2 separate regions of the Homo sapiens genome follow, and region 2 is linked to region 1. A link is a loop called in an ENCODE intact Hi-C map of the cell type or tissue named here. Cell type or tissue: Calu3. All regions are shown on one strand. Links, peaks and the distances in the headings refer to the core of each region. The heading gives the core; the rest is flanking DNA.

The links. A loop is a pair of places that touch in the nucleus more often than their neighbours do. Peaks named below come from ENCODE experiments on the same cell type or tissue, not always from the same donor. Only the 100,000 strongest peaks of a DNase experiment are listed, where the experiment ranks them.
Region 2: it touches region 1 in a loop (2.2-fold over the local background); 2 of 110 quality-filtered maps call a loop at or near these places.

The regions. Positions count from the first base shown.
Region 1 is chr6:51,506,719-51,523,304 of GRCh38, reverse strand. No RefSeq gene overlaps it. Among named protein-coding and RNA genes, the nearest start is that of PKHD1, 570 kb to the left of the region's middle. In Calu3, for the core only: no CTCF peak of the experiment used is centred there; a DNase peak (open chromatin) is centred at 9,234.
Region 2 is chr6:51,392,422-51,409,007 of GRCh38, reverse strand. It overlaps LOC105375085 (a long non-coding RNA gene), which reads left to right and starts at 329. Exons shown (of 3, transcript XR_926868.1): 1 at 329-567; 2 at 5,316-5,381; 3 at 10,321-10,687. In Calu3, for the core only: a CTCF peak has its summit at 10,033; a DNase peak (open chromatin) is centred at 9,987.

The sequences.
Region 1 (16,586 bases), core at 5,067-13,066:
TATTTAAAGTCTCACTGTAATTTAGCAATGGCCTGGCAGTCAGGCTCTGCAGAAGCTCTGTACAAATTTCCAAAACTGTAAAGTGATTTACATTCAAGCAATTACATATGGTCATCATGGTGAGTATACAATGCACAATCAGCAGTCAGGAAATATTAAATAGAAGCCATATGGTGTAGTAATTAAGAATGTGATCCATAGAGTTGGACTTCTGGGTCTGCAGCCAAGCATGGCCAAGCACAACCAAGCTGTGTGACTTTGCACAATATTAAAACTCCCTATGACTCAGTTTCTTCAGCTGTAAAATTTACATAATGAAAGTATCAACCTCATAGGTTGCTGTGAGAATTAAATAGGATGAAGCATCGGGGCAGGTGGCTCATAGAGAACAACTGTTACTCCATTTATCTGAGCATGGTTTTTTCCACTTTCCACTAGTTCCAAAGACTAGTAATCGATGTTAGAGAAAAAATCATTCAGGACTCAAAATAAATTTGATAAATAATATATTCAATAAATATTACTTAACTGTACATGAAATAATGTTAGTAGTTCTACAATCACAAATTTCACGTAGCTTCTAAACTCCTTTTTTTTAATTACACTTGTCAGAAAAGATTTTCTGTAGGCATTTAGAACATGGAGTTAGCATGGTTAAAACCCCAGAGCTTCAAGGGGAGGTTCCCCTTTATTGGACCTAGGGGAAGTGGCTCCAGGGAATAGCAGCATCCTTATGAAGAAGAACTCTCAGATTGTCTCGTGCCAGATGGAAACTGTTTTTACTGAACAGCTGGGTCAGAAAGCAGGAGAAAGAGATGGGCCAGTCAAACTATTTGGTATCCTCAACTATCGCTTGAAAAAGTGGGCTCTTTAGCTCGAGTCAATGTCCTAACATACAAGGATTCTTGTGAATGTCCCTGGGACTCCCCTTGTTAGTAAAATGGGATTTTATTATTTACATGAGAAAAATATACAGCCCACAATCTCAGATAGTGACTATCAACTTTATTAATAGCACATGTGTAATTTTTTTCTACAGTTAACCATACATTATAGATTTAATAAAGGTATTCCTAATTTGAAAGCATTTCCCTAAAGAGATTAAAAATCAGCTAAATATTTGCTTAAAAATTATGTAAGAAATATTAGATTGGTTTAGAAAATTATTGTACCTGAACAATCCAGCAAAATTGATTAGTGGAAAACTTGAATCTGCAAGTGGCTTTTCATTCAAAAGGAACATAGTGATTGTAAGCTCACATTTCCTACAATCCTCACATCTTCATGGTTTGATCTGTGCTAGTATGTCATAGTTCTGTGACTTAATGAAATGAAATGCAAGTCAACCTTGTCACTTTGTTGGTTGTCTGTACACTCACCTTATAAATGCCTAATTTTATGCAATAATTCTCTTTTGAATCACATATTAAAACCTGTGTACTTCAAAGGGCTTTTATGAAAATCAAAATAACCAATAGGCAGATGTTTTCTAAAAATAAAATGACAGATCCTAGTCTCCTTTCTCCTGTGATTTTAGGCACACCAGGAAAAGCTTCTACCACTCCATCCAAAGTCTTCCCACTCCAAAAGCATAATTGAGTCTATATTCCTCTAGGTTTTGAAGCTGATATTTAACATGATAAGAAGATAAATGGCTTAGCCTGAACTGGTTGGAGGCAGAGTTACAGTGAGTCTTAGAATAGTTGTACACAGGTCTAGTGTTTGGAATGAATCGGGAGGCTGGTGTGTGTAGTGATGTTTGGATGTGAGGTTGGGGTAGAAGTGTGAAGGGGATGTTGATAGTTGAAATGACTACTGAAATAGAAAAGTATTAGTCAGGATAGTTAGCTTTAAGTGACAGACACTCACCCCACTCTCCCTAAACAAGATGAAAGGAGATTATCGTAGGTATAACTGGAAAGTTCAGGGGCCGTTCAACCTGAGCTTTAGCTTTCCCTCTGTCAGTCAGCTTGCCTTCTCACTGTGTGGGCTTTGTTCTCAGGTGGGCTTTCTGCACTGGCAGGGAAGATGGCAGATGGCTCTGGCAACACCAGGACCTCATGACCTAGAAGGAAGAGCTAAGTACTACTCTCATCAATACTAATTTTTAACATCCTGAGCAAACACTCCCATTTGCTAAACTTTGACTCCATTTCCATCCTTCAGACCAGGCTGAAGGATGAGAATGGAAAATAAAGTACCCTAATTGGCTCGGTATTGGCCAGTTGCTGGGATAGGGGTTAGAGAGAGAGGAAGATGATGGTGATTATAAATTCACCTGGTTCACATGGAGAGGAAAGTGTGCTAGATGGGGAGTATGGCTTCTGACCACAAACTTCTGAATGAATTTTCAGGCCCAACTGTTGGTAATAATAAAGGCTTTACCTGACAGGGCTCATGGAGAAAGCTGCTCTCCTCACATCAGGCTTGGTGGGCTGCAGCCTCCGAGGGCAGCTACAGTCAAGGACTCAGGTCCTCTTGACTAGCCATGCTCTTGGGCATAGCTGCCTTCCTAGCTCAGGTGCCTTCATTCAGAGGCCTTTAATGGGGCTTTTGGCCAAGGCCTTTCTCAGGCCTCTCTGCCAAGACCTCCTTATGGGATTGTGGGGGCAGGTTTGAGGCTACTTTTCTCCACTTCAATGCAGTGCTCTGTACTTTCCCACTCCTAGTCTTTTCGATTTTGTCATCTCTGCCTTCCATCCACCCTGACACAGGTTCATAAAACTGCAGGATCTTTTTGTTTGGAACTTCCTTGGCTCTGCTGATTCACCTCACCTTTGACTGGTGCCATTCCGTGGGGAGAAAATAGAATAAAACAGAGTGGACATTTCCTCTTGTTTAGCCTCTTTTTCATACTTTTGCAGAAGGTGATTAAAGGCTTCCCTGTTAATTCCATTTTGGCTTTTTGTTTTAATCAGCTACTCAAACACCTGGCAGCTCAGCTCTCTTCAGCTCAGCTGAGCTCCTGACAAATTAATGCAGTGAGCAGGGTAGTTGATTAAGCACAGTGCGATTCTGGAAAAATGAAAAGACAGAAGAGCCCACAGGGCACTTTTAGAAGGTGCTAGTAAAGTCCGTGGACATTCTAGAGGGTTGAAGATGATTGTTTCCCAGAGCCTGAGAGTCCCTTGGGGGTGCTTCACCAGTGGGTATCTGGAAACGCTAGTGGGTCCTGTGGGGCATTTCACTAGCCATAGCACTTCTCAAGAAGTGCCAGCAGAAGCTGCAGGGTATTCTTGGAGGGCGTATGGATTGTTTATAGAAACTTTTTAGTTCTGAAGAGGATCAATGGTCCTTTTAGCTGCTAACCCCTGCCTGAGCTCTCCTGGTGTGTTAGATTGGATATCCCACAGAGAGGTTTGGAGAAAGTTAAAGAAGCAGTTTTCTTGCCATGGGCAATGGAGCCAGAGATGGTCCACAGGGCTCCTGCAAGCTGAGCAACCCCAAGCAGGTCCAAGACATCAGAGAAGAATAAAAAAAGAAAGGAAAGAAGGAAAGAAAGAAAGAGAGAGAGAGAGAGAGAAAGAAAGAAAGAAAGAAAGAAAGAAAGAAAGAAAGGGAGAAAGAATACCCTTTGGGATCACTATGCCCAGCAGGTCCCAAAGAGATCTTAGAGACCTTATGATTAGATCCCCTCTAGAGGTAATCTTGCTAAAGTTAGTAAAGGAGAGAGGAACTTTGGGATTTGGACTAAATCATCAAGAGAAGATTATCTTGACCTCAAACTCAACAGTAATATTGTAGGACTGACTAAATGTTTGAAGACAGTTTATATATCTGGTGGAATGTAGAGTGAGAAATAAGAGACTATTAGCTTAGAACATTTCTCAAAATATTTTCTAAGAGATTCAACTGAGAGAAATGCCTACCCTCTTTTTAAAGGGGGGGATTTTCTACACAGGCTCATTTCTGGGATCTTCAAATTTAGGTTCATAACAGGTTAGTGGAAGCTGTTCAGGTGTGAGAGAATGTCCAAGAACGAGACATGTTACTTCTTAAACAATTTCTACTATATATTTTTATAGCTCATAGAGACATTTATCAGTGGAAGTAGATACTTTACTCCCAAAGAGTTAAAGATAGTGACATGAGCCCAACAACAGTGTTTCCAAGGTTTCTACTATTTAAGTAATTAAATGATTTAAGCTTCTTGAAAAATATATAAAGTCTATGAAAATACAAATAACTTAAAAATATTGCTCCCTTATTTGAGATACCTAACATATAGATAATCATGTATTAATAATTCCTATCGAATGGATTACAACCTCATAATGGATCAATCATTCAATAATAATAATTTACTTTTTAAATTTTCTGAACTGTGCTAGCCACTTGAAGGGGATAAAGGAGCTATAAAATGCAATTTTTTACCTCAAGGAGCTCATTTTACTTGGGGGCAACAGGATGATAATATGTATGGAATACAAACAAAAGAATTTCAGTCTATAATTACCTGCTAATGTGTGTGATTAGGATTCTAAAGATTGTAAGAAATCAGAGGGTCGAGGTATTATCTATTCATAAGAAGGCTTCCCAGGCCTTGGGTCTGGGGTTGTTTTGCTGCCGCTGAAACCTTGTTCATCCACATTCTCCCCTCCACTTCTACCATTCCTCCTCATAGAACTCAACCCCTCGGCATATAAATATTGAAGTCAGTTTTTCTCTCTGTATCTGACTACGGCCCTATATAGCAAGAACTGTTCTCAGTCTCACTTCTATGCCTTTTATTGGAGGACTTCTATTAACAGTTTTATAAATAATAAAAATAGTCATTTTTACACCTAATAATTACATTTAGCAATGTTTCATCAAGTTCTTTGTTTGTCTTTGTTTCTTCTATTGGGGCAGAATATGTAGTGATAAAACATGTGTGTCCTAGAGTCAGTCTGCTGAGGTTCAGTCCCCAGATCTACCAGTTCTTAGCTGTGAGGAAGTTCTTTGTCTTTCTCATGACATATATTTTCTCAGTTGTAAAATGAACCTCACAGTAGTCTCTATTTTATTGGGTTGTTATTGGGACCAAAGGAGCTAATGATGTAGTCACTTAGAACTGTGCCCAGCAGAAAGTAAATACTCTAATTATTAGCTGTTATTGTTATTACCTTTTTCCTTCCTCCAGAATTCACTATTCTTCTTGCTTAAAAACATCATCTAATGGAGTTTAGTGAGTTTTGTGTAAACTCTTCTGGTTCTGTATGTTTTTAAATGTTTTATTTTGTCCTTGAGCTTACATGGAAATATACCTGGATATAGAATACTTGGTTGACAATTATTTTCCCTCAGTGCTTTGAAGGTGGTGTTCCATTGGCTTTGGCATTTATTGTTGCTTATGGGAAGTGTACAGTTAATCTATTTTTTTTCTGTTAATTTATCTTTCCTCCTGATAGCTTTTGAGTGTTTTCACTTGTTTTTGATGGACTATGCTTTCGCTATGAAGTTTCTAGATGCAGCTTTATTGTTATTTATCCTACTTGGTGATTTGGTATACACTTTTGATTTTTCTCTAATTTTGGAAAATTTTGTGATATTTAATACTTCTCTGCCATTCCTTGCATTTTCTTCTATGGGAAGTCTTATTAGATACTTGCGGATCCATTCAGTCTTTCCTCAGTAAACATGAATCTATTTTTTTCATATTTTTATCTCCTTATCCCTTGATGCTGGGTTCTGGGTTAATAATTCAGTACATTTATGCCTTCGTCAGTGATTCTAATCCAGAGTATATTTTTATCTATTGAATTTTATTTTTTATTTGTAAGTTTTCCAACTGGTCCTTTTTTATATCTGTTTTAATTTCACTTTTATCTATTTCTGGTTCATTTTATTATTTTTAAATGGGTGTTATACTTTAATTTATCCCTTTAAAAATCTTAGACAGACATATTTATAGTCTTTGTGAGGATTCTCTATTCAATGAATTAATCTGATTTTAATTTTGTTTTTAGTGCTTGATTTTTCATATGTCTTGAAAGTTTGGTTTGCATGCTTATTTTGAGTGCTCGGTTCTCTACTAATTTCTCTCTTCTACTTCTAAATCTATTTCTTCTGCTAGCATTTTTTTCAGGCTCTTCCTCTCAGTCCCCTATATAGAATTAAATCTTATAAATATGTTTTAGGGCACCCGTGCTCTCATTTCTTTCATGATCAATTATTACCTGGATCGTTACCCAAGTTGGTGTAATATCCCAATTGTTTCTTCACATTCACTGTTGTTCTTTTCCCACAGCTTCTTCCCCAAGTCTAGCCCTTTCTGGCATTCCTCATACTTCTATCAAAGTGAACTTTCCTCCTTATTGCTTTCATATTTTGAGGATAATATTTTTGTATGACTTATCGTGTACTTTATGGTGGGTTTCCTGCTGCCTTCACCAGAATCATCACTCACTATCTTCCTCCTTAATCCAATAACTGCCATATGGAACTTCTTGCAATACCCTGAATGTGCTGTGGTCTCTCAGCATCTCTAGGCCCTTTTCACACTGTAATCTTTCTGATTACAGTACTATTTCCACATCTCCCCTTGCTCCACTCTTATTCTCTCTAGTTGATGCCTACTCATGAGTCAAAGTACTATTCAGATATGACCTCCTCCTGGAAACTTTGTAGGCTTATCCCTCCACCTACATCCTGTCTCTTAGAATTACCTTTCATAGAAAATCATGAACAGTCATAGGACCCAGCTTACCCCAATCATTATGTTTATTTGCTTGCCATCTTTCCCATCTTCCTTTGAGTTTCTTGGAATCAGAAGCTGTCTCTTTTATCTTTTTAACATCTATATTCCCAGGACCTAGCATTGTGCCTACCCTGGAGCAAGTAATCAATATCTGTTTAATGAATTTATGTATGAATGAATGAGTGTGTGAATGAATGAATGTGTGAATGAATGAATGAATGTGTGAATGAATGAATGTGTGGATGAATGACTAGAAGCCAGCGGCATCCTGGGTAATAGGTGTCTGCTACAGAGAAGATAGAAAAACAAGGAGAACCAGGAAGGGTCTAAGAATCCTTCCTGGAGCTTTTCCACAGAAAGGCCCTTTTAGAGTTGCCAGATGTCAGCATTACTGACAAGAGGCTTAATGAGGGTAACTCAGCTTATCACATGGAGCCCCAACTTACATATATGGATCCCCAAACATCTCCCAATAGCTGGCATTGCCAGGTCCATAGTAAATGTTGGGATATAGGCATGAATAAGACAAGATTTCTCCCTGACGGAACTCAGTCTAGAGGGAGATATAAATGAATAAAATGATCATGCCAGTGCAACATGGTAACTGCCAAAATAGGTGAATGAACAGAGGGCAGAGGAAATATAGAAGGGAAAAATGAATCATTGCTTATGGGAATCACAAAAGGCTTCATTGAGGAAATAACATTTTATCTGAGTTTTCGAAGATGAACAGGAGTTTAGGCAGAGAAGTGAATGAAGACATTGGAGATGAGGCCAGTGTGGAGGGCCATGTATGAGAGATTAATGTGCAAAATTGTGCAGTTAATTCTATACAGGCGTGGGTGTTATACAACAGAGTCCTAGCCTTAGTTTTTGAAAACCGGGGTTCAGGTCTTGCTTCCCCCTTGACCAGCTGTGTTCCCCTGGGATGCTTCTGTTAACCATGATGCCAGCTTAGACAAGACCCTTAACATTTCTGAGCTCTGGTGTTCTCATTTTCAAAAGGAGAATAGCCACAGACTATTCCCTAGAGTGATTGAGAGCATCAAATTAGTTGTAATAACTTTTTATAAATGATGAAGTTTTTATTTATTTTGATTGGGATAACATAAATATTTAAGAATAGCTAAATAAATAATGGGGCCTTATCTTTAGCCAGGCTGCCTGATGATTAAATAGGTGACATATATTTTAATGTACTGTGATCTACAATAAAAATAAAAACTAAAATATTTCAAGAGAAAAATACCTCAGATCTTTTTTCTTCTCTCTAGAGCTGAGAAATTGTCTACCTTTCTATGTTTTGATCTTCAACAGGACAGTGCTTCAAGGGGTTTAATTCAGGTGTTTCTGAGTTCAAAAGTCTCAACAGCTCTAAAAAAGATGATGAAATTTCCATTTTACAAGTGCCATTGTGCCACAAGGGGGTAGGGGTGCTCTGTATAAGCCTTTGCCATGTGCTCTTCCTAACCAAATCTCTTAACTAAAAAAGAAACAATAAAAAAAAATTTAATTTTAATAGATATTTAATAGATATTTTCTATACTATCTACATTTCCACTATCATTTTTCTTATAATTAACATCTGTCCAGAAATGTCAGCAAAGATACCAAAGACCAGCATATTTAAGCTCTGGCTTTCTGTCTAATAGTTCTAGAGGGCCAGAGAGAGTGACCCTAGGGTTGGCAGATTTGGTTACAAAGGCCACCTTTCATTAATCTGAACAGATAGCCACAGGGCAATGTGAATCTTCCACAACTGGATTTTATCACAGCAAGTTTCCTTCGATGTACACCCATTAAAAAGAATTCAATGCAAAAAAAAAACCCAGTTGTTTTTAATCTTCTGTTCATTACTCACTTCTTGAATGAAGAAGAAAACAAAATGACTAGATGAGAGAGAAACCGACTAATCCCTTAAAGTATGCAACTTAAAAAAAATGTTCACAATGTGTGTGCCTGTTAAGCAACATGCTTTAAAAAATAACTAGTTGAAGCATGCAGTAGCAGAACTATGACATCATTTCTGGATAAGGTGTCCCTCCTCAGTGCTGAGGTGTCCAGGGCATAAATCCAGGGAGGTACTCTGTGGGGTGCAAAAAAACACAGCTGGGACACCGGGAATTCCTTCCAGGATCCACAGAGCAAGTCCGATTATTTACCTCCGGTGTTACAGAGCTAATAGATTCCACCTGCGGCATGCTGGCCACTGACACTCTCTTTTCCTCTGTGCTCCTGAAACTCTGAGCACCCAGTGTCTACCCTTTCTTTGTATTTTCTTACTCTTCAGCTTGGAATATTAACCTATCTGTACCCTGGGTTCAGATGGTTTAATCTTTTGGTAGACTTCAACATGATGTCATTAGGGTTTCACGTCATTATTGTTTAAGTGCTTAGAGAAGAAAAATAAAGCTGTGTGTACGTGATGGCTTGGGCAGTGATTCACGCGGTCACAGTATTCTCCCCCATCCCCTCAGTGGCTCACAGCCATTCTGGGCCCACGAGCAATCTGTCTGTAATAAGTGACAGATTCTGCCTCATATAAAGGAAAGGGCTGGAGGACAGCAGCCCAGACCCAGTACAATAGCAAGGCAGGTGCTCCGGTCAGACTCCGCTCTACCAGGAAACGCTTCTGGAATGCATGACCAATTTGGTTTCAGAACAGAATACTCCCTTTAATGGACAGAAAACACTAACCTTTTCTTTCTCCTTTTTCCTTCCCTCATACCCCCACCCTACTGACTCCCCAGTTTCAAAAAGCCCCCTTTTCACTTTAACCCTTTCAAAGGATAAAGGACCAGGCTTCAATCTGCACACACCCATCCATCTATATGTTGCTCTGCTAACAAACTAGAAAGAGGAGTAAAAATTCATCAGCCGGGAGAACAAATTCAATCTCTGGGCAGGAACACAGTGGAATGATGGGTCAATTTTTCTTTTAAATTTTCATCTTTAAGCAACTTCAGAAAGCATACTTTTAGGGAAATGGCTAGAGCACAACATTTCTCGAGATAAGATGGGCTCTGGAAAGAAAAAATGTACTATTAAATCTGAAATAGTCAAAATCACATTAAAATCACATATATTCTTTTAGAGATCGTGTATCATTTGAGTGAAATCTCACTTTAAGAAATCTCTGAGTTTTATCAAGTTGCATGATATTGATTGAATAAGATAGTAAATAATACTGTTATCACCATTACTACAAGTGTTGCTTGTATATTATCCAATTTACTGGTTTTGCTACACACACAGCAAAAGTAACTATAGCTTGGGAGAAATAATTATCCTATATTTCAATTAAAGTCTACATATGCATACCCTGACTCTATTGACAAAGCAAGACTTAAGCAATTTTGTATGGTTTCTTTTCCATGCAACAGTATTTGAAATGCAATGATAGAGAGTAACGTATATTAAGAGTAATAAGGGTTTCCCCTCTGAGAGTTGTTGTAACTTATCTTTGAAGTTAAGCTCATTTATCATGGGGAGAATAGACCCCAAAAAGTACAGCAGCCGCAGCATCCTGCCTGAGGCAGAGTTAGAGATTTCCAATAGCTGCTGTAAAGAAACATTTTGAAAATGCGTTCACTACTGCACCGATAAATCTTAAGACAGAAGAGTTTTAATTACAGAGGATGGCAAAGCCAAGATTTTTCAAATGAACCCAAAAATATGACATGAGAGAGCTTTCCCCTCACTCCCATGCTACCCAACCCTTGATAAATTTATATGTCTTCTTTGCCTGGGAACAATAGTCTGCTTCGTAAGCAGGACTCCTGGAGGATATCTTCATTTGTGACATAGTATTGGGAGAAATGATGGAAGTGAAATATAGTAAGCCAATCTATATGCATGTATGAGGAGCAAAGAATATGATAGGAGCACCATGAATCCTTTGGGGGCATATTGCAGATTGTATATATGGGAGAACGTGTTATGCATGTGTATGCAGCTTTCTTGCATGTATATGTGCACATGTGCTTCTGTATGGCTTGATCCTCAATAGCCTGCTTCTTTAAAGGAAAGAAAAAATATTAGTGTCATTTGCATCCTAGGACTAAAAATAAACTCTTGTATTTTTTGAGGAAAAAAATAAGACTAATGAAATTAGAGGTTGTTTAAATCAGAGGCAATTAAAATGCACACATTTCTTTTCCTAGAATCTGCAATTGTATTCAACGTTTGCAGTACAACGCCTGCCTGTAGGATAAATAATTTAATGGGTTTTGTGATTTGGTACTAAAAGCATAACAAAATCCTACAGCTGTAGCCTCATTTTTCTCCACATTCAAACTGTTTCCTTTTAAATTGCATATTTTGTACAGTTTTTTTTAAAGAACACAAAGTAGGTTCTACATCTTTGAGAACCAATTTCCGACATAATAGGTAATTGCACATAATTACAGGAGTTTCAGAAACTGAAACAAGAAAACAAAACAAAACAAAATCTTTTTCTACCCTAGTCCCCCTTCCTTCTTAAAGATTGAGATTAAATCACTATATGATTCCATTCAATTTTGCCCTTTATTACAACAAATGATATATGCTGAGAATAACAAAAAGTGAAAACTGCCCTAAATGCTTCTGTTTTCTAGGAATTCAGTTTTAATCTAACATTTTAATTAAACAAACATGAGGATAAGTTTTTATATATTGCCTTCATTTTTTACATTTTTATCACATGTCCCACACTACAAGGGACTGTGGTCAGCTTAAAGCTTTGCAATCAATGTGGGCTGCACTTTGAATTACTTCAGTATTTTCTGCATCCACACTCTTCAAAGGGCATCCCAGTATTCATTAACTCTCCTACACTTAGAATGAGACTACGGACCAAAAGAACGTCCAGCTTCCATGGCCCGAGAAAGAGAACATCAAATTTCCAAAAGAGGCAATGAGAGAAAACTGTAATAGTGAATGAATGGATACCGTCTCCTCTCATCTTTTTCTATTTCTTTGAGGGTTTTGGGACTGAAATGGCCTTGGGACTTCTGGCAGAGTTAAGGTCTTGCTCCAAGGCCTTTGTGGGAGTGAGTTTCACAGCTGGAAATCAGAGCTTCTGGGTTTCCTGACTGTTTATGGTAGGCTGGGGGCTTCTTTTTCTTTCTGTAGATTGTAGGTCAGAGGTTGAATCAGAGTTTTTAGAACTTCCCACCATCCTTTCCTACCTCTCCAACTAAAAAATAAATACTGCCTTTTCAATAGTTAGGTAAAATGAGCTGGACTGTCTTTTAGCTAATGTGGTAGCTGTGAAGGCCAACAAGTGGCTTACAAACTGGCCATTTCTCAGATTCCAGGAGGAGGAAGTGGGGAGGGGATTTAGCCTTACAACCCACAGAATAAGCTGATGGTTATTTATAGGGCACATTTTTTGTACCTAACTCCAAGTTATTTCTTTTTCTCTTACAACACTAAAGTATCACTCAATGACATAAAAATGAGTAAAGTACAAAAAATGTGCTGATAAATTTTACCTAAACCACAGGCTTAAAAATTAAAGTAAGTGTCTAAACCAAATATATATGAAGGAAAATGCATTAGGGAGTTCCGGTTACTCTTTTTTTCAGCAAAGTCAGAGAGCATTGTTGATACTGGCAATTCAATACGCATCGCCTTATGTCTTTATGTGGGATTAGAAGTGAATAAACAGGTCTGAAGGCTTGATCCTGAAGACAAAGGTTAGAGATTATTGTCCCCAACAATATGTAAATAATTTCACAATAAAAATAACAACAATAATAAAAACAAAAACCATGAATAGTAAAGGGGTAAGCATTTCCAGAACAAACAGCTTTCAATTGCAAAATGCATGTAGAAAAATATTAAATATCATTATTCTCATTTTGCAGATCTGAATGATAGCACAGATTGGAGCAGGTCAGAGCTGAGGTAGAAAGATAATTCTGGAAAGAGGTAGTACGGGGCAGTAAGAAAACTGCCTTACACGGCCGGGCGCAGTGGCTCACGCCTGTAATCCCAACACTTTGGGAGGCCGAGGCGGGCGGATCATGAGGTCAGGAGATCGAGATCATCCTGGCTAACACGATGAAACCCCGTCTCTACTAAAAACACACACACACAAAATTAGCGGGCGTGATGGCGGGCGCCTGTAGTCCCAGCTACTCAGGAGACTGAGGCAGGGGAATGGCGTGAACCTGGGAGGCGGAGCTTGCAGTGAGCCAACATCACGCCACTGCACTCCAGCCTGGGCGACAGAGCAAGACTCCGTCTCAAAAACAAAACAAAACAAACAAACAAAAAAACTGCCTTACACTTGAAGAATCTAGAATAACTTCCTTAAATAGGTGACATTGGAAATGTCGCTGAACCTCATTCTCTTCTGCAAAATGGGAAGAGTAAGTCTATAAGAAAGCAGGAGCACACAGTATCTTTAGAATTTGTCACATCGTGTTTTGGCATTGGTACATCTGTATTCCGCAATGCCATGAGGTTTAATTCATATCTCCCTCACTCTTCTAAAGTGCCTGACACATAAGCATTCCCCAATATCTAATAAATAGCTAAATGGAGGATTAACTCTCTTCAGGTTGCCAACCATTTTTTAGATCTAAGGTCTTCTGACACTCTAAGAAATAATAAGATAAACTATTTTGTTTTGTATATGATCTTACGATTGCTTTTTGCCTAATTATCCTCCCAAAGTATCACAGCCTACAGCCCACCACAAATGATTAAATTATTGAGTGGGGTGTAGTTGTCTGCAACTACATTTTTCCTTATATTCCAGACATGTGTTACATAATTTACGAACTTACTAAATGCATGTTAAAATGAAATTAATAGTGAACCTTAACGCAAGGTCAGCAAACTAGCCCAAGATGGCCTACCACCTATTTTTGCAAATAAACATTTATGGGAAAATGACCACACCCGTTATTAACATATTGTCTATGACTGTTTTTGTGCTATAGTAGCAGAGCTGAGTTATTGCAACAGAGATCTGATGGCCTGCAAATATTAAAATATTTAGTATCTGGCCCATTAGAGAAAACACGTGTCAACTCCTAACTTAATGGATGACCTCTTTCCTCTACTCACACATTATTAACTCAGAAACTTTTGAGTTCTGATCTTACACCTCTGATCAAAGAATTAAGATTAATTGTAGTAGTAGTAATGTGATTAACAGGAGTTACTCATAGCGTCCTTGCATAGATCCTTACCTAAAAGTGGTGTAGTGATATGATATGTCCCTCTGGCCTCTCAAGTAATATACACTTTCTTTTTGCATCTCCTTAGACAGCTTCCAGGAAAAATCTAATTGTCTCGTATTTAATTCTCTGACATAACAAGTTTTGTAGTGAGATACTGGTATATAAACTATTATGAGATCTAATAACAAATGTTTATCTTTATGACATCTTAGCCTAGATATGGATAACTCTGGAACCTGTGAAGAAAGGTTAGTTTGGGGAACACAAATAAAGGAATTAAGGATATGTGCATATATAGTGTATGTTACTAGAATCACGTTTCCTTTCATCATAATGAAATAATCATTTTTTCCCCAAATGATGTTTATTGTTCTCAGACTTTTGAAAGTGATAAATGGAAATTTAAAATGGAGTGTTAAACTGTATATGATTGTGTTTCTTCCTCTACAAAGGCATTTATGGTACAATTTTAGATTTTGTAGATTGTGCTTTATATATCACAGGTAAAGCATGTATACGTCTTCGGTGAAAACACATAAGCTATGTTTATACTACATGGAATACAGTTAAGTATTAAGATTGACATTTTAGTTGGTATTCTACAAAAGCTTTTATCTGTAATATACAGTTGTGAACCCATCAAATGAACTTGTTGAGTTAGAAAAGAAGTAGGTGGCCAATATTCCAGAATCCTCCTCAAGATTCAATAAACACAATCAATACCTGGGACTAAAGATTACAGACCTGTCTGAATTTACATAAAGGAAATTGATATAGTAAAAAACAAACAAAAAAACAAAACAAAACAAAAAAGGCAAAACAAAACAAAACAAAAAACCCCAACCATTTTAGCATGGTTTTATCAGCATGGTTTCTGAATGGAGAGGTTATACACATGAGATTAGAAATCATGTATTCAGACGCTAACCTTCCATCCTGGCTTCATCTCTCAGACCATGCGTGACTTTTTACAAACTAATTAATACTTTTGTTCCTTAGTTTCCTCGTGTTTGTGGAAGGTTTCTTCCACGTTATTGGAGAAAAAAAAGGCAATATTATTAGTTTCATTAGTAAACTAATGAAGATACTAATAGTGCATCCTGATAATACTGTCCTTTTTTTCTTCTTCAGACCAAACTACTTTAGTGGTGGGTTTAAATTTTTATATAATACAATGTATATGTATGAACATGTGGATAACTTCAGTTTTCTTTTCATAATTATTATTTTTATTTTAGATTAAAGGGGTACATGTGTTTGTTTGTTACATGGGTATATTGCATAATGGTGGGGTTTGGGCTTTTGGGGTACCCATCACCCGAATGTTGAATATTGTACTCCATGAGTAATTTTCCATCCCTCATCCCTCTTCCTCCCTCCCTGCTTTTGAAGTCCCTGGAGTCTGTTATCCCCAACTTTCTGTCCATGTGTACCTATTGTTTAGCTCCCACTTATAAGTTAAAACACGTGATACTTGATTTTCTGCTTCCGAGTTCATTTGGTTAGGATAATGGCCTTCCATGTTGCTGCAAAAGACATAATTTTTTATGACTGCATGGTATTCCATGGTGTATATATACACCATTTCTTTATCCAATTAACTGTTGTTTGGCACTTAGGTTGGTTCCATGACTTTTCTATTGTGAATATTGCTGCAGGCTGGTAGCAGTAGCTTAGGCCTATAATCCCAACACTTTGGAAGGCCCAGGCATGTGGATTGCTTGTGCTCAGGAATTTAAGACCAGCTTGGGCAACATGATGAAACCCTATCTCTACAAAAAATACAAAAGTTAGCTGGGCATGGTGGCACACGTGTGGTCCCAGCTACCCAGGAGGCCGAGGTGGGAGGATCACCTGAGCCCTGGAGGCAGAGCTTGCAGTGAGCCGAGACTGTGCCACTGCACTCCAGCCTGGGTGACAGAGCAAGACCCTGTCTCAGAAAAAAAAAAAAAAAAATAGTGCTGCAATGAACATACAAGTACAGGTGTATTTTTATATAATGATTTCTTTTCCTTTGGGTAGATACTCAATAGTGGGATTGCTGGGCCAAATGGTAATTCTATTTTTAGTTCTTTGAGGTATCTCCATACTGTTTTCCATAGGGGTTAAACTCATTTACATTCCCACCAACAGTGTATAAGTGTTCCGTTTTCTCCACATCCATGCCAACATCTGTTGTTTTTTGACTTCTTAGTAACAGCCACTGTGACTGGTGTGAGATGATCTCAGTGTGGTTTTAATTTGCATTTCTCTGACGATTAGTGATGTTCAGCATTTTTTAAAGAAGTTTCTCGTCTCCATGTATATCTTCTTTTGAGAAATGTCTGTTCATGTCCTTCGCCCAGTTTTTAATGGGGTTGTTTGTCTCTTTCTTGATGAGTTGTGTGAGTTCCTTACAGATTCTGGATATTAGTCCTTTGTCAGAGGGATAATCTGCAAATATTTCCTCCAGTTCCATAGGTTGATTGTTAATTCTGTTGGCTATTTCTCTTATGCAGAATATTTTTAGTTTAATTAAATCACATTTGTCTTTTCTGTTTTGTTGTTGTTGTTGTTGTATTTCCTTTTAGGGTCTTTGTTATAAATTCTTTGCCTAGGCCAATGTCCAGAAGAGTTTATTCTAGATTTTCTTCTATGATTTTCATAGTTTTGCATCTTATATCTTTAATTTATTGTGAGTTAATTTCTGTATATAGTGAGAGATAGGGGTCCAGTTTTATTTTTCTGCA
Region 2 (16,586 bases), core at 6,552-14,551, 120 kb after region 1:
GTTCAAAGAATATTATGATGATTTTGTTGTACTATTTAACATTTTAATTTGGGGCTGGGAGGGCCTGTGGAGAGCAGATTCATTTTGGAAATACTGTTGCTGTGCTCTTCAAAGTGAAGGAAAAGGCGCTGTGCCTCATTTTTAAAAGACCTACATAAAAGACAAGGAGACTTGACACTTGTTACTTTTATGACACTTTGTCCCTGGGTATTGCAGTAGAAAGTAATGTGGGACAGCTTCACAGAGTGCCTGCCAGAAGATAATGTGTTGGAACAGTGGGCTGGCCTAAGTAAGACATTTTATGAATTGAAAAAAGATATACTGATCATTTCTAGCAAATTCATTTAACCATTTAGATAAATGAGGCATTATTTTCTTCATGCTTCCATCCAATCCTGGAGGTGAATTTTTTCTGTCTGATCATTCTATAAGTCACCAATTCAAATTTTCGCTTGGTGATAATGGAGTCTAAGATGAGTGGAAGATAAATGTTCCAGCTTGTCGCAACATTTAAGTGCAGTTTTAACAAGGGTGACTTAAGTTCTCTCTCAATCATTCAAATCAATTGTAAGTATCATATGTTTGTGCTTTAGGGAACTGATTGTGGGGCAGAGGGTAGGTTGAAGAAGTGGTTTGTATGACTTTTCAGCAAGAAATCTGCATCTAAAATTCTCACTATTTGTGAGGGTTGGAGGGTAAGTAACCAGATCTGTTTGAAATTAGCTTATGTGCTTGCATTAAGGCTTTTGTAAATATTTTATGCCATTTAAGTTCACAGTAGAAATGGCCTAAGTATCTTTTTAGTAGATTTTAGTAGAAAAGTAATCCATAAAATGTATTATTAACATGTACTCAAATTTAGCAGGCATCTTTCTTTGCCACTTAGATGGCAGTCATGAGTTCTGTGGTTTTTTTCTTGTCATTGTTAAAATTTTCTCTTTTAATAAGATAATACATGCTTGTGTATAAAATTGAAATACTGTTGAGAAAGGGGGAGATGAAAAGTGAGTGTCACTCTTGGATCTGACCTTGACATCCTCATTCTGTTCTCCAGGAGCAGTAACTGCTATTACTTTTTCTTGGGTATCATGAAGATAATTTCTATGCATATACAGTCATTTTATGTATATTGTTTTAAACAAATGTGATCATACCATAAACACAGATGAGTTGCACCTTGTTTTTTTTAACTTGGTCTCTTTGGCGTTTTTCCATTTTTTAGTGTATCTAGACACCTACATTTTTAATGGTTACATAATGTATTTGCATTATATTAAGGAATCATGATTTATTTGAATCACTTATAAATGGATTTTTTTCCGTAAAATTGGCTGTAAGCCAGAGTATATCAGGTACTATAAATACATCACTAATTTGAAACAAATAATGGCTCAGGCAATCCCCTGTCTGGAATATTTCCAGTAGTGGAATGGGTTTTGCTTTGGGTTGCGTGCATGCGCGCGTGTGTTTGTGTGTCTTCACTTTACTGTTTTTCTGTTTTAATTTTGAGGAAGAAAGATTCCCGGAAATAACCTGTCCAGTTCAGTTAAAATATTTCATTTATGTGAGACTGTACACATTTTAGAGTGTTTAGAGGTATATCTTTCAAAGTGCTTTCTATTATGTTTGTGGGTGATTTTAGGAATGGGTTGATTTTTTTGTTTGTAATTTTAAAAAATTATTCAAAAACAATTACTTGTAATTAAATTATTTTAAAAAAAGAGACCATTCTGATCAACTACCACTGCATTATAAACCACCCCAAATTTAAAACAATTATTTGTTAACATCTCCCATATTTCATAAATTGATGAGCTCACCTGAGAAGTTCTTGCTTGGGGACTTTTGTAAAATTGTAGTCAGATGTTGGCTGGGACTACAGTCATCTCAAGTCTTGACTGGACTTGATGTTTATCCAGTCCAGCCACTGTTGGCAGCTGATGCTGGCTGTCAGCGGGGACCTCAGCTGGAGCTTTCCACTGAGGTGCCCTAAACATGACCCCTCCTTGTAGCTTAGGTTTTATATTGTGAGTTAGCTGGGATTTTAGGGGGAGAGTTCCAAAAAGGAGCTTCCAAAGAGATCCAGTGAAAAATGTAAGAAATTCTATGATCTAGCCTCTGAAAATCAGACCATCACTTCTGCCACATTATATTGGTCAAGCAAGTCACTAAATCCAGCTTAGATTCAAAGAAAGGGAAACGGGGCTCTATCCCTTGACATTAGGAGCAACACGTGTACATAGAAAGGAAAGGAAGTGATAGTAGTCATCTTTGTAGAGTCACATAGAGGCATTGTTTCTGTCTTGAACACATGAAACATAGTCTGCAGATCCTTCGTGATGGATGTGGATTCTATGCACATGATGTGACCACAAATATTGGAACAAAGCAAAGGGAGCATTCAAATAAGATCATATGCACCCTCCAATGAAAACTAATCAATATTTCCATTATACTGAGAATAAAGTTCAAATTTCTTACCATGGCCTGCAAAGCCCTTTATGATTTGCTCCATTCCAACTTCTCTGACTTCTTGTCCTCCCACTCTTTCCCTTGCTTACTTTGCTTTAGTCAGGCTACCTTTCTCGCTTTGCTTGCAATTGTCAATTATGCTATCTCCTTTTGGAAAACTCTGCTCCCAGATCTTCCAACATCTAATTTCTGCACTTTATCCAAGTTTCTGTGCAAAAAGTCTCTTCAGAAACGGCATCCCTTAAGCACTCTCTTCGGCGATCACTCACCTTGTGCCACTTGTCCTCATGTCTTCATGATCTGAGACTCTCTTGTTCATCTCTCTGTTTAGTTTTAGTGTCAGTTCCCCTTACCAGCCCATAAGCCCCACTGGAGCAGGGATCCGACTCATCTTGCTCACTTCCATTCTTGCAGGACCAGGAACTGTATTGGTACATAGTGATACCCAGTCCATATCATTGAATTGACGACTATGCCTGAGCTTTATTTTCAGTTGGTTATCGTTAGAAATGTCCTAAATATCCTTTAAAAATTATGTGAGCCCTATGTGTAATTCATTCAGCATTCACTTCTACCTGTGATTACCCAACACCTTTCAAAATTATTTTTTCCTATTTATTTTCTGGATCCCATATTTTTTTTCCCCTGCTCATAATTTGGTGTTTGTTACCTTAAAGTCTACGTTATAATCTCACTAGACTACTTACATTTCCTTTGGAAACCTGGATTCTCTCTCTACTTTATACCTTTCTGGAATGCTGTTTCCTCCTTTATTCCTCCAGCTAAGTACCTTTTATCCCTGAACACTTGTTTCATGTATCTATTCATTTGGAAAGACTTGCCCTAACAGCCATCTTCACTTTCCATTTCCGAATCCTTTTTGGATTCACTTTTTTGTTGTAAACTATGGTACAGTGAGGCAAGTGCAGCTCCTCTCCTCCACCTTTGAGTTCTTTGGCAACATGGGCATCATCTTATTTGTTTCTAGAGCTCTTGTACCAAGTCTAGTGCTTGGCACACAGCATATACTCCATTAATGCTTCTGGAACTGGATAGAATTAAATTGAAACAAAGGAAAGGAGGAAAACAACAGGGAACTGGACAGTGGTAGATAATGTCAAGAGACCAAGAAAATGTTGGCTTCGTCTTCCTTTTATACACACTAATTTATTTTTACTCTGGTCCAATTATATGTGCTTTGTTAGAAATGTCACCATTGTTCAATATGTTAAGAAAATAAATTAAAACTTCAGAGTTATTTAGAAGGCAGGCATGAAATCAAGCATTTTCTACACTCCTGTTTTGTCATACTGTATACTCCTCCTGTTCATTTGCATTTTCATGCTCAGTCTATTGGGTGCAGGTGCAGAAAGCAGGCACCAGGGTATTCTATAGAATTCAATGTTATCTCTGATAAATGAGGCTTTCTAGCTATGTATTTTTATAATTGTAAATTTCCCTCCTTTTCATATCTACTTAGGTGCATCTACATTTATGAAATTATATCATTTGTGTGTAGTTTGGGGGGTATCTTTCACAGGCATATAGAAATTGGATGTGATAGCTATCTCAATACATGAAACTAAGTTATTGGCAATAATTTTTTTTTACTTTAAAGGGAACATATTGATACCACATTGCAAGAAATTAAATATATAAAGGAAATACTTTCCAAAACATTGCTAATGTGAGCTCTTTTTTTTTTTTTAAGAAAAAGCTGAAAATAAAAGCAGTCTTCCAGGAAGCTAATTAAGCCTTATTTTGTTCATTGCATACAGTGAGCATTTAGAATTGCACCTAAACAATCTTCAGTTAAGCACAGTCATTTAACCCTCTTTAACTGTCCTGGTGTGTGGCCCCTTTGAAATGCCCCATAATCAAAGTTTTCCAGGTGGGAAAGACAGCACAAATAAAAAGTGACAGACTTAGCTCTTGTACAAAGCTTGCAACACTTGCAAGGATTATCAGCTATTTCACAATATAGATTGATGAACAATTGTATGATAAGTTTTTCTGCAGTCTGAAAAATTTGGATCAGTTGATGGTGGGGGATGGTGGATGATTTAAGTTAATGGAAAGAAAAACAGACCTAATTAATAGTAGAAATTATGATTTTGTGGTAGCTTGGAAAACAAGGAATTGTGCTTTCTGGTCCAAGATTTTCTATGAAGTGAAAGTGGCTACTTAAGAAATACACTTCAGTTCTTTGCGTGTATATTTCTTCATTGAAAAGATGGAACCAGTGTCAAGTTTTTAAATACTACAGTGGAATAAGTTTTAATGTGTACTATAGACTACAGACTAAATCTTGCACTAAGCCTTTCACTTTCAGAAAGAGTACAGATACTCCTCCTTCAAATGCCCACCACTTTCATCAGTGCACGTCTATTAGAAGCCAAGACAGATGTACCACATTTAACTGCTCCTCAGCTGTATGGCTTACTCTGTAATCTAATGCCAGCTCCCATAAAATTCAAGCTGTAGCAAGTAACCTTGCAAAATATATCTGAGCAGTTTTGTCTCTTTGAGTTTATGAAAAACAACAGAAAAGTCAGTAGAACATATCCAGGTTTGGTATAGACTATCAAATCACTCCTTTTGGATAATGACAGGCTCCTGGTCATCATTTGTGGAAGCCAGTTCTTGCATCAGATGGACAAAAAGGGCTTCTAATAGATTTTTCATGTTTAAATTTTATATACATTTACACCAGTGAGAAATATTTTCTTATTTCCTAAACTCCGAAACATTTCATCTATGTTTCAATTTTGTCATTTATCACATCTTGCCTGATTTTTTAAGTATTCATATGTCTTTCCTTATTTTTCCTACTTGATTGAAAGCTCCCAGAGGACAAGGTCGTCGTCTAATTCAGCTTCTTATTTACCCAGGAAATGAGAGGATGCAAGGTGAGGACTCCATATTTATTTAATAAATACATAAATGGATAGATAACTTTGATAGACTACATGGTATGAATTCATTTTTGAATGTAGTAAACAACAATATAATCAGCTAAGATCTAAAGTTATATGGAGAAAATCATCTAATTTCAGTCACCTGAATTTGTGACCAGAGGTCACAAATTCTAAAATATACAAGAAACCAGAACATGGGCATTTAGTATTTTAACATGCTCATTTAAAAGGAACTCAGAAATTATTTGATAGAGATGCCAGATATTGCCAGTTGTCATACTACATTGAGAAGAATGTTCAGACCAAATCTGTGCTCAGCAACAAAGAATAGTAAAATGTTGATGAGTAGAGGCATACCTTTGAAATATCCAATCAGATTCAGATACTTTATTTTGAAAATCATGAGATGGAGACCACAGAGGCTGGGTCAGCTTTCTAAAGTCACATAGTAGTAACCAGTTGTTATCAAGATTCCAATCAAGAGCTTAGTTCTCAAGACCCTAGAAGGGCCCTAGTGGGGAGAAGTCTAATGAAAATGATCCTGCTGAAATAAGCAAAAATCCTCATCCAACTCGGAAGTAACCAAGCCTCCCAACTTGAGCCCCCAACCTGACCCAAGGTTCTATCACTGTCATTGTCCATGGTTATCAAAGTTACAGGGGATGGAGGGTGACAAAAGTACTGGAGTGAAAGAGCAGGATCTACCCTAACAAGCTTGAGCTTCCAACTCCAGTGAAGACTGCATTGAAAGGCACAGGAGTCAACAGAAGAGAACGTCAGTGGCACCTCCAGACACCAGTATGTCTCCATGGGACATTCTTCTTGGTGCTGCTTTAGCACAGACCCAATTCCCAAATTCAATATATTTTGCTGCTCTAGCTCTAACTTCTACTCATAGGCCTAGTTGCTCATGAACAAAACAAAACTTATTTATATGTTCTATATGGACAATTTCACACATACCGAAAGTATGGAGAATAGCATGATACAATCTCTTGTACCCATCCTCCGGTAAGACTTTTCTCAATGCTTGTATTCATCGTATCTGTGTCTCCCCAGCCCATTTCATCATTTTGTCATGTATGACTAATCCGCCAGCCTTAGCCTAGACTAACAAGCAACTCAGATTCTGATCAGATTCAGGCACTTTATTTTTAAAATAATAAGATGGATATTACAGAAGCAGAGCTTTCTAAAGTCACATAGCAGTAGCGAGTTGTTATCAAGGTTCCAATCAAGAGCTCAGTACTCAAGACTCAAGAAGGGTCCTAGTGGGGAGGAGTCTAATGAAAAAGATCCTGCTGAAATAAGAACTTTGTCTGATTTATCATAACCTTCCCAAGACTTGAATCTTGCCTCAACCCCAGCCCAACAGGCTATCACTTCTAAATTTGTCCATTTACTCATTTTCCTCTTTCATTCATCAAAGTTTAATTTAGCATTTATTAGGTACTCAGGTACTGTGCTTATTGTTAGAGATACAGTAGTTGATAGCTGTCAGCTGCCAGCCTGACAGCTGGAGATAATGTGTGATCTAATAGAGGTATGCTCTAAGTACTACAAGGTCTTTAGAAGGAGACTGTGGGCCTTTTCCACTATGGCTAAGAGTAGGAAATAGTTACAAAGGCAGAACTAAATCCTAAATCCTATTGCACTTCTATAACATCAGTTATCTACTGGGAAGGTATTGCATTTCTATAACATCAGTTATATACTGATGTTACTACATGATAGCTTTTGATGAGATATATGTTTTTTATTAGCATAATATGCAATTGAGCCTGTATTTCAGATGAAATAATTTGTATGCCATTTGTGTGGCACTGCACATGAATGTACAACTCCCTCCAAAATCGGTTAGGTAATATGTCCTGACTAAAATGGAAATGAGGAGTAGTGCTAGGAAATGAAGATGTCACATTACTTTTAAGTAGTGACAATGATATTGCAGAGAAAACCATATGGTGAACCATTGAGAGATGTGAGTTCTATTATTGCCACAGCCTGTAATTAGGTGGTGACATTGGGCCAGTACTTACTATTCTCTGGCTCTCAGCTTTTCCATTGTAAAATATACAAGTTGTATGTAATAATCCCTAAGATTTCCAATATGTTATATAACTATACTTTTCTCCAGCTTGATCTTAAAGGAGAGTAGATGGCTGCCATCATGTTATAGCTAAGATTGCCTGTGTGGTGCAATTACTCCACTAGGCTCCACTTTCTGGGAGCTGACACTAGAACACATATACCTTCCATAAAGCATGGCCATGTAATTCCTCATAAATATGTCATGCACTGTGACAGTCAAAATGCTGTTTCATGCATCATCTCTTTCCACTTACAAAGGTTGCTGGATCAGGTATCAGTGTTCTCCCACTTTAAGAAGAGAAAAATTGAGACTACAACAGCCACCCAATATCGTTTGAAAGGCAATTGTCTTTTCACTACTTTTCAGATGCCCACATACAAATTACCTTTCTGACATACAGTAGATACTTCCACCACCTTTACTTTCTTTATTCTGTTTTAAACTTCTTGTTAGATTTGATGTTAGAACAGGGTTAGTCAGAGGTATAGATATGTATAGATGCATTTTATGCTATAGTGAAGGTACAGTCTGAAACAATTAAGTATAAATAGTTTAAATAGTTTTTAAATCAAATTTTAAATATTCTTAGGGTATATTCAACGGAGACAACTTTTATACAGTAAATAATTGCACCTCATGGCACTCTTGCCCCAATGGTTCGTTCTGGAAACTTAAATTTTCCACTATAATGTGTGCTAAAATAGAAGCATAACTGCATTGCAATGTGGCCCATATGGACTTCCCGATGAGACCATCTCCTCTTCAGTAACGTCTTGCTGAATTTGGGGGTTCAGAACCTAAAGCCACCTTGCTTTGTTCAACACATTCTCTCTGCTGTTGCACCTATTTGGAGGCCCCATACTTCTTGGCTGCTGTGCTGTTCTTACATAATTTTAAGTCAATTAAAATTATTAGTGCAGTTTTAATAGCCAGTGCTCCCTCAGGCTAGGTAACAAATGGTGCAATTTGAAGAAAATTGAATAAATAAAATAAGAAAGAGACAAATAAAATAATAGTCTAGGAAAGGAATGAGAAAAATATAGTCTGTTAGCAAAGCTATCTATATTAAAATACTAATACTAATACTAATAGGTGTTACTTGAAAAACTAGCCAGGACATGAGCCAGGCGCGGTGGCTCACGCCTGTAATCCCAGCACTTTGGGAGGCCGAGGCGGGCGGATCACGAGGTCAGAAGATCGAGACCATCTTGTCTGACACGGCGAAACCCCATCTCTACTAAAAATCCCAAAAATTAGCTGGGCATGGTGGCAGGCGCCTGTAGTCCCAGCTACTTGGGAGGCTGAGGCAGGAGAATGGCATGAACCTGGGAGGTGGAGCTTGCAGTGAGCTGAGATCGTGCCACTGCACTCCAGCCTGGGCGACAGAGCGAGACTGTCTCGAAAAACAAAAACAAAAAACAAAAAACAAAAAAACAAAAAAGAAAAAGAAAAACTAGCGAGGACACAAGATAGAACCAGACTTAAAAATACACAAAAGTGGTTATGGCTGATAATGCTTTGATTTTGAAGACACTGAGCAACCCACAGAGCCTCAACCCATCTCCACCAGCCTCGCTGGCATTTGAGAGGATGTGACTGATTTCTTTGTTCCACACTAAATGTGCCCCTTGGAAGGGGCAATTCATTATACTTTATTTTAAACTCATACCATTGTGGGTAGGATGTTTTCATTTATAAGTTTACCACTTTCATTTTATTTCTAAATAGGCAGTCATACCAAACTATTTGTAAGGTCTTAAGGGGCCATACTGTGATCTCTGCTTTCAGAAAGGAGTCAGCAGGAATATTAAGAAATATACAATTTTACGACACAAAAGTAGGAAAGAAAAAAAGCAATACCTTAAGGTATTAAATTTATGCATATTTATACAGATAAGAGGTTTTCCCAAATGCCACCTGAGCCACTTGCTGGCTTTTGGACCTTAAACAAGTTGCTCAGCTTCTATGAGCATCAAGCTCTTCATCTGAAAAACAGGGTTAATAGAAGAACCTATTTCAGAAAGTTGTTGGGATGATTAAACAATATCATATTTGCAAAGTATTTAACATAGAGTCTGACATATAATGAACACAAAGTAAAGGTCAGTCATTATTGGTTATTTTACTCAAAAATGGGGAGAATTCAGATAATTAAAAAAAGTACAGAGGATAAGGCTGGAATTCCTGGAGGTAACATCAGCAATTTTCAATTTTTGCTAAGGTCTAGGTTACCTTAGCACTTTGCTATTTATAAGTCACAACAGACAGCATTTGATGAGAGCTTTCTTTATGGTTGGCATTGTTCTGCATTCTTTCTGTAAGTTTCCTCACATAATCCTTCCAGTGACCTCTGAATTAGATGCTATTATTGCATAACCATTTCACAGATAAGGAAACTGAGACATGGAACAAGTAAATAACTTGCCCAAGATAATAGACCTGCACAGGCAACGAATGGTAAACCCGAGATTCAAACTCTAGACACAGTCTGGGCGTAGGTACCATGCCCTCTGCCGGGGCACTATGTCACTGCTATTGTCAGCTGAAGCTCAAATGGCTGGTAGAGACATCAAATCCTGCTCAAGTTGCTGCATGTAGTCCTGCATTTGTGCAAAGTGTGTGTGGACCTCAGTGGGGGGCTTGTAGGGCTGTGTCCACTGAGACAGGCGACTCTTCCTAATCCACTGGCTCAAAGAAGACAGAGTTTTCAAATTCTCACAAGGACCATGCCTGGGCCAGAGTAGCCCCGGGGTCTCAGCTGTCCCTTCTTCACCTACTCTTCCAATGAAATCAGGCTCAGCAGCTTCCTCTACAGGCAGCCTTCTGTCCTCCATGCAGGTGTGCCTGGGAAAAGACTAATCATATGAAAACACTGGCCATGAGAATGGATGCCCTGGTCTCACTTGATCAAAGAAGAGAAAGCTGTTAATGTACTGGAGCACTCTTGCTGCGGAAATGAGTCACACCATAGAGCCTGGCTGCTGTGGCATCATACGGAAACTGTAGCAAAACTCAAGGGCCGCTCTGGAGTGAAGGAGAGCTTGGCTGATGGCCAGGAAAAGGTGAGGAGGGTGCCAGACCCCTAATAAAAGAGGCTTCACAGTCAAGCCTCTTGCTATAACTGTCTCTCCCACTTTCTCTTTTTAAAACTATTTTTCCTATTGTAAATAATACCATTAAATGAAGACTATTGTCTCTCCTTATGCACAAGAGACCCATTCAGAGCCATTAGCAGTAATGAAAGGGAAAAGCACACACAATCAAAAGGATGAGGGGAAGCAGGAGGTGGAAGAGGGTTGCGGTTGGGCTGAGTAAGGAAGGGCCCTGTGTGTCAAGCTGGCCTGGCCTCTTGGAAAATCCCATGTGGAACCTCTCCCATGGATAATACTGGTTACAAGGAAAAGGGGAGGCATAAAAAGAGAAGAGAAATGGAGCGAGCTGTGCTTGTGGCTTCTAATACTTTTGGGAGTTGGAAAAATAGGTAGGATGCTGATCCATGCAAACAGAAGAGTGGATCTGGTAACCAAAAGAACATAGCTTACATAGCCTTCAATCGGATTTAACTCCAATTAATCTTAGTTTTCCTGGGCAGCATTAGAATGAGTTTCTCTGACATTATGCAAGGTAGACATTTAATAAGATGGAAAGTCAGCTGCTTTTTTAAAAAAGACACTTTTTTTAAGGCTAGTGAGAAAATTAAAAGTTCTTTTAGAAATAGGAAATAGATTGTTGACAATGCTATAGATTTTTTTTTTGTTTTTTTTTTTTATAATCAGGCATCAAGACCAGATTAGCCAACCACAAAATTTTTCTCTTTAATTCTTAAAACACAGGTGATACATTTCTTTTGCAGGACAGTAAAGAATGACAGAGACAATAGGGTGTATTTGTTAAAAGAGAAGGCTGTGCGACAAGACTATATGGATCTGAATCATGTGTATTATTTCCTAATATGTAACCATGGGCAAGTTACTCAATCTCTCTGGACCCCAAATTCTCATCTGTAACTTGGAGAAATAGAAAATACTACAGAAAGTTGTTGTCTGGATTAAATGGTTTAGTATCAGTGAAGCACTTGAAAGAATACTTGGCACATTATAAATGCTCCACAAATATTTGCTGTTATTGTTAATCAATGACAAATAGAAGTCCAGCACCTCCCCATACATTTTCACATAAGAGTAGATAACATATGCAATGGTTCTTACTGTGAGTTTACTCTCTTTGATGTATGAAATGTGACTACTTAAGATTTTGTTCAGAACAAAATGCAAATCACACTTGTATCTTCTCTGTGACTTTGAAGCATTTAAATGTAGCTCATCACCCAGGTTGGATACAGGAATGCCAGCAATGAAATCCCTATTTACTCCTTGTTGTTTAGAGAGTGTTATAAGGATGCATGGAATCAGGGTGGTCATCTCAAACCCTATATTTGGGAAGTTTTGGTAGTTTGGGCAATGACCTTGTGAGCGAGGGCAAATGAGTCCTAAGAAAAGGTCTTTGAATCATGCTCATACTGTCATTTTCTGTTGCCCCCAAAATCACCAAGCAAAGCTAAAAGACTGTTCCTTCTTGATACCCCTGAGAAAATGTATTATGCTTTGGTGACATTTTCCCTTGAAAGCTATCTCTTCATATATTTTAATACAATTTTCCTGTGTACAGAGTTTCACTAGGCCATATGTGAACCACATTAGTAATGAGATTGAGTACAAAAGGATGTTAATTATTAAGGCTGCTTTCACTATGACATCTATATATATCACTGTGGCATTATCCTCATTGCATAAGTGGTCTTATGGGTGGCAAGACTAACATGTTGACCTCTCCTAGAGTTTTAGACTATCCTGAGTAGACCAAATGTACCAAATGTTTGAGACCTATTTACATTATTACATGTATGATATGACAGCTAAGAATACTCAGTATATGGAAACATTGTAAAGTTGCTTTAAATATGAACAGAATAGAATTATTAATCTCAAATTAAATTGTATGCTGTTGTTCATTCAGATCCATTAATTGGAGGTTGAAGATCTGGATAAAAGCAATATTTAGTTCATTTCCCATAACAGTGGCTCTCAAGGAGAGAGGTCTAGTCCCTGAGTGTGCTTTGGAAATTTACAGGGACAATTTTGGTTGTCCCAATAGTTGGATGTGCTGTTGGAATTTAGTGGGTGAGATCCGGGGATGCTAATGTCCTGCAGTGTTTGAGCAGTCTGACACAATAAAGAATTGTCCTACATCACTCATGACTGTTTTGTATATCACAGTCCATTCATGTATGCAAATATATGGGGTGATTAGCATTATATCCCTACTTCAGTTAGGATTACTTCTCTCTTGCTCTCATATTATGCAAATAAATTTGGCCTGTTATTATGTAACCTAATGCTAGTTTTTAGTCTAGTATTTGCTTATACCTCAGTTCTTTAATTTTCCTCTTTGGCTTGACTGCAATGACTTACGACCTTTTTATAACTCTTAATCCAAAGATAGTCATTGTAAGTGGGTAAAGAAAAAAATCTAATTAATCACCATGACTTCTAGTGTAGTCATGCCTAAGATTTTCCAAATTGGAATGCATATTATGTTATTATAATTGCTTTCTATTTCTTCTTTATTAAAGGGCATTTTATTAAATATTTAAATTGCATGTGAAATCATTTTATATTTATGAATTTCAATTTGGAAGAGAAAGGAGAGCATATTTATAATATATTATACATGTACACATATTTTTTAAATTGTTATTTGTGTGTGTTTTATGTATGTGTTCTGAAGTTATAAATAGTTATGAAGATTATGTCTTCTGTTATATAGAGATATGCACATATATATCTTATGGTTTAGGTACATATGTTATATAGATATATATTTTGTATGCTATCAATATTATTTATGTGATATATGTTATATACTTACCAACTCACATAAATGTGCAATGTATATTTATATATGTGCATACTGTGCACACATGACTTATAATACATATATACGTATTGCATGCATATATGCTACATGCAACATATGCTATAAACATTTTGCATGTGTGCATATATTTGCATCACATATGTGTACATGTATACATGTGCTGCATAGATATGTGATATGTCACATAGATTTTAAAAACACATGTATCTTATACATCTATATGTTATATGGTATGTACTGTCATGTTACATGTTTGTATATATTTATGTGTTATCTATTAGATAATAGAAAAGACACATTTATAACATATATTTTTATAATAAGGGGATGCTTCATGAAGATAAAGTGACCACAGAGGACTTGCTGTGATGTTTGTTTAGTCTGATATCTCTCCTCAAATGGGAAGTTATGGGTTTATAACTTTTAGCATTCAAATTGTATTCTTAAGGTATATTTCAAGTGAGACTCAACAAGTCTAGGAATACTTAAGAAAGAAAGGCAGGAGGTATATGAATGAGGTAACTGATACTTATTCACTGATTCATCTACACTAACATGACCAAAGCTTTGGTGGAAACTAGAACATTATAGCCAGTTTGCTTATATCCTTTTCCTTTCTCATTTCTAGGTCTGTGGCAGAGGCACAGACCTGTGACTCTCATTTGCATTTCATATTTGCATATAACTCAATTTCCTATATCCAGCTAAGGGTAATGTCAGAAATACCCATATACATTTATCCAAATACACTGGAAGTGGAAAAGGCCAAGAAGCGCTCTTGGGAGCTCCAGCTTATACAGACTCACTCCCAGTCTCCTTACAAATTCTCTCAGGTGACAGACACCATGTGACTCCTCCACCTCCGTATCTTGGCATGTGAGATATCACTGTATAATCGTGTACAAGAAACTGAGGATTGATAACTAAGTATGATTCAGATATCAGGCCATCTAGTAGACCAGTAATTCTCTTCCATGTAGTCAGCCTCAAGGTTGGCATTAAATTGTCCTCCCAAGCTTCATCTGGTAAAGTTGGAAAATGGGATTTCTTAGCAGATCTCCAAGGCTGATGAAGTCTTTGACTGAGTCTAGTTGTAGCCTATTTAAGGCTGTAAGATACATTCAGGCCAAGATCCATTCCTTTGTGTTGGCTTTTAGCCTTAACTAAGTTGGAGATTTTGCTTTCTAAATCTACAGGAAGGACTTGTAAGATATATTTCTAGCCCCCATTTGCCTGGATTCTCAAGGATAACCTTGCCTAAAGGTAATCATAGCAAGGACCCTGAGGACAAAGACACATTATTAAGAGCTACTGAAGCCAGATTAACCATTAACCTGGAATGGCCAAATGTTTAGAAGATGTCAAACCTTTAGGAAATCACCTACATATATGCTGCAAAGCAATCAAAGAGGTAACTAAGAGCTCACTGGGCAGAGATACAGTAAGAAGTAGCAATAAGTTCTTTGATAGCTTCCTGAGAGCCTAAAATTGTATCCTTATAGCATATCATGACCACTTTAACAGCCTACCACTGACATACATAGTCTCAAGTGTTTCACTACTCTTCATTGGTCTTAACACATTTCAAGGACTACTTTGACCCGTTGGAAGTGGCTACCTGGGACATTGGACTGAGAAGGATTAGAAGCCTGGACCCAGACTCAGCTGTTGTAGGAGTTTATGTGTATGGGTATGTGTCTGTGTGTGTGTTGAAAGAGTGTGTAGTGTATGAACCATTTGAAATATTCACATCAATGGGATGGAAGAGGATGGATACACCAAATTTAAGTTTCTTTCCATTCAATACATTCTTCAAAATTAGACCCTGGTGAACAACCATTGAATATTATTGGGCCTTCTTTTCTTTTCCCTTTACTCAGAGAGAGGATAAAAATAAACAAAAAGGAAATACAGTCAACCTTCTGTCACGTATCTTGCTATCTGAATGGACTCTGACTCTCAGTTGCCTACAGCTCTCCTGGTTAACACAAAATCATGGAAAACTCTTTCTCTGCCAGTGGTGGATACACCCAGGAGACCCACATGCAAAGACAGGGAACTGATACTTTATATGGTAAGAGCATGAGCTCAGGTTAAAGGAAGAATTCAGGTGGGCTTTCAAGAACATATTTCTTCCTTATGCTCCACATTTTATAGAAATTATCTGTTAAAATGTATATTTCTGCTTAAGAGAGAACAGAAACAGAGACTATGCCTTATTTAACTTTGTATCTAAATACTTCATGTACTAAGTGGCACTCAGTAGGCACTCAATAAACAATTCTTGAATGAGTGAATGTACAAGTAGATGACTGAATGTCACTCAGTTTCCATTTCTTCATCAGTGAAATGAAGATAGTAACACGTGCCTCTGGGTTTATACAAGTGTTTTTTAAAATAATATATGCAAAGTGTCCAATTCATAGGACGTGCTCAATAAATATTAATACCCACTCATTGTCCTATTCAACTCAGGATCTAGTTGAAACCAGGAAAATTATCATACCTGGCCAGCGAAATAGTATGTGTAAAGTATTCACGCAGAGTGATTTCCCATCTATGACTGTCATTACTTCTATGCAGATTTCAACTGAGGAGTATTCGCCTAGCTCCATTACTGTCTGGCATGATTTTATGTCCTTAAGGTCCCGTCCCTTCTCTCTGAATCTGGGGCATATAGGCTTTTAGTATGGTCATTGGTGTCAGAATAAGTCCCTATAGAGCTTTTTTTTGGCCCATTTGTTTATAAATATTTGTTTGCCTCTGGATAGTCTCATCTTCTTCAAGTTGTGCCTACCTCCTCCAACATGATGCTCTGTTTGCCATTTGCACAAAACATCTTATGTTTGTCAATCGAGATGTATTTCCCACTCTCATTCATCCTGTCTTGCACTTAAGGACTATGTCGATGGGCTCCCTTGCTGTCCTCTGCTGGTTGGAAGCAGCCAATGGGGTGGAGGATAATTGATATGGCACTGGCAAAAGCTTGAAGGAGGATGGAGGAAAGTAGTCTTTGTCCATTTATTTCCCAAATTATCTCCCTGCACAGTCATTCCCGTTTGACAACTCCCATATACCAAAAAGCCATCACGTTTGTCAGGCAGCCCTCTCTATACAGATATCTAACCAGGTTCTGGTAACTGCTTGTTCCAAGTGCCCATTCAGTT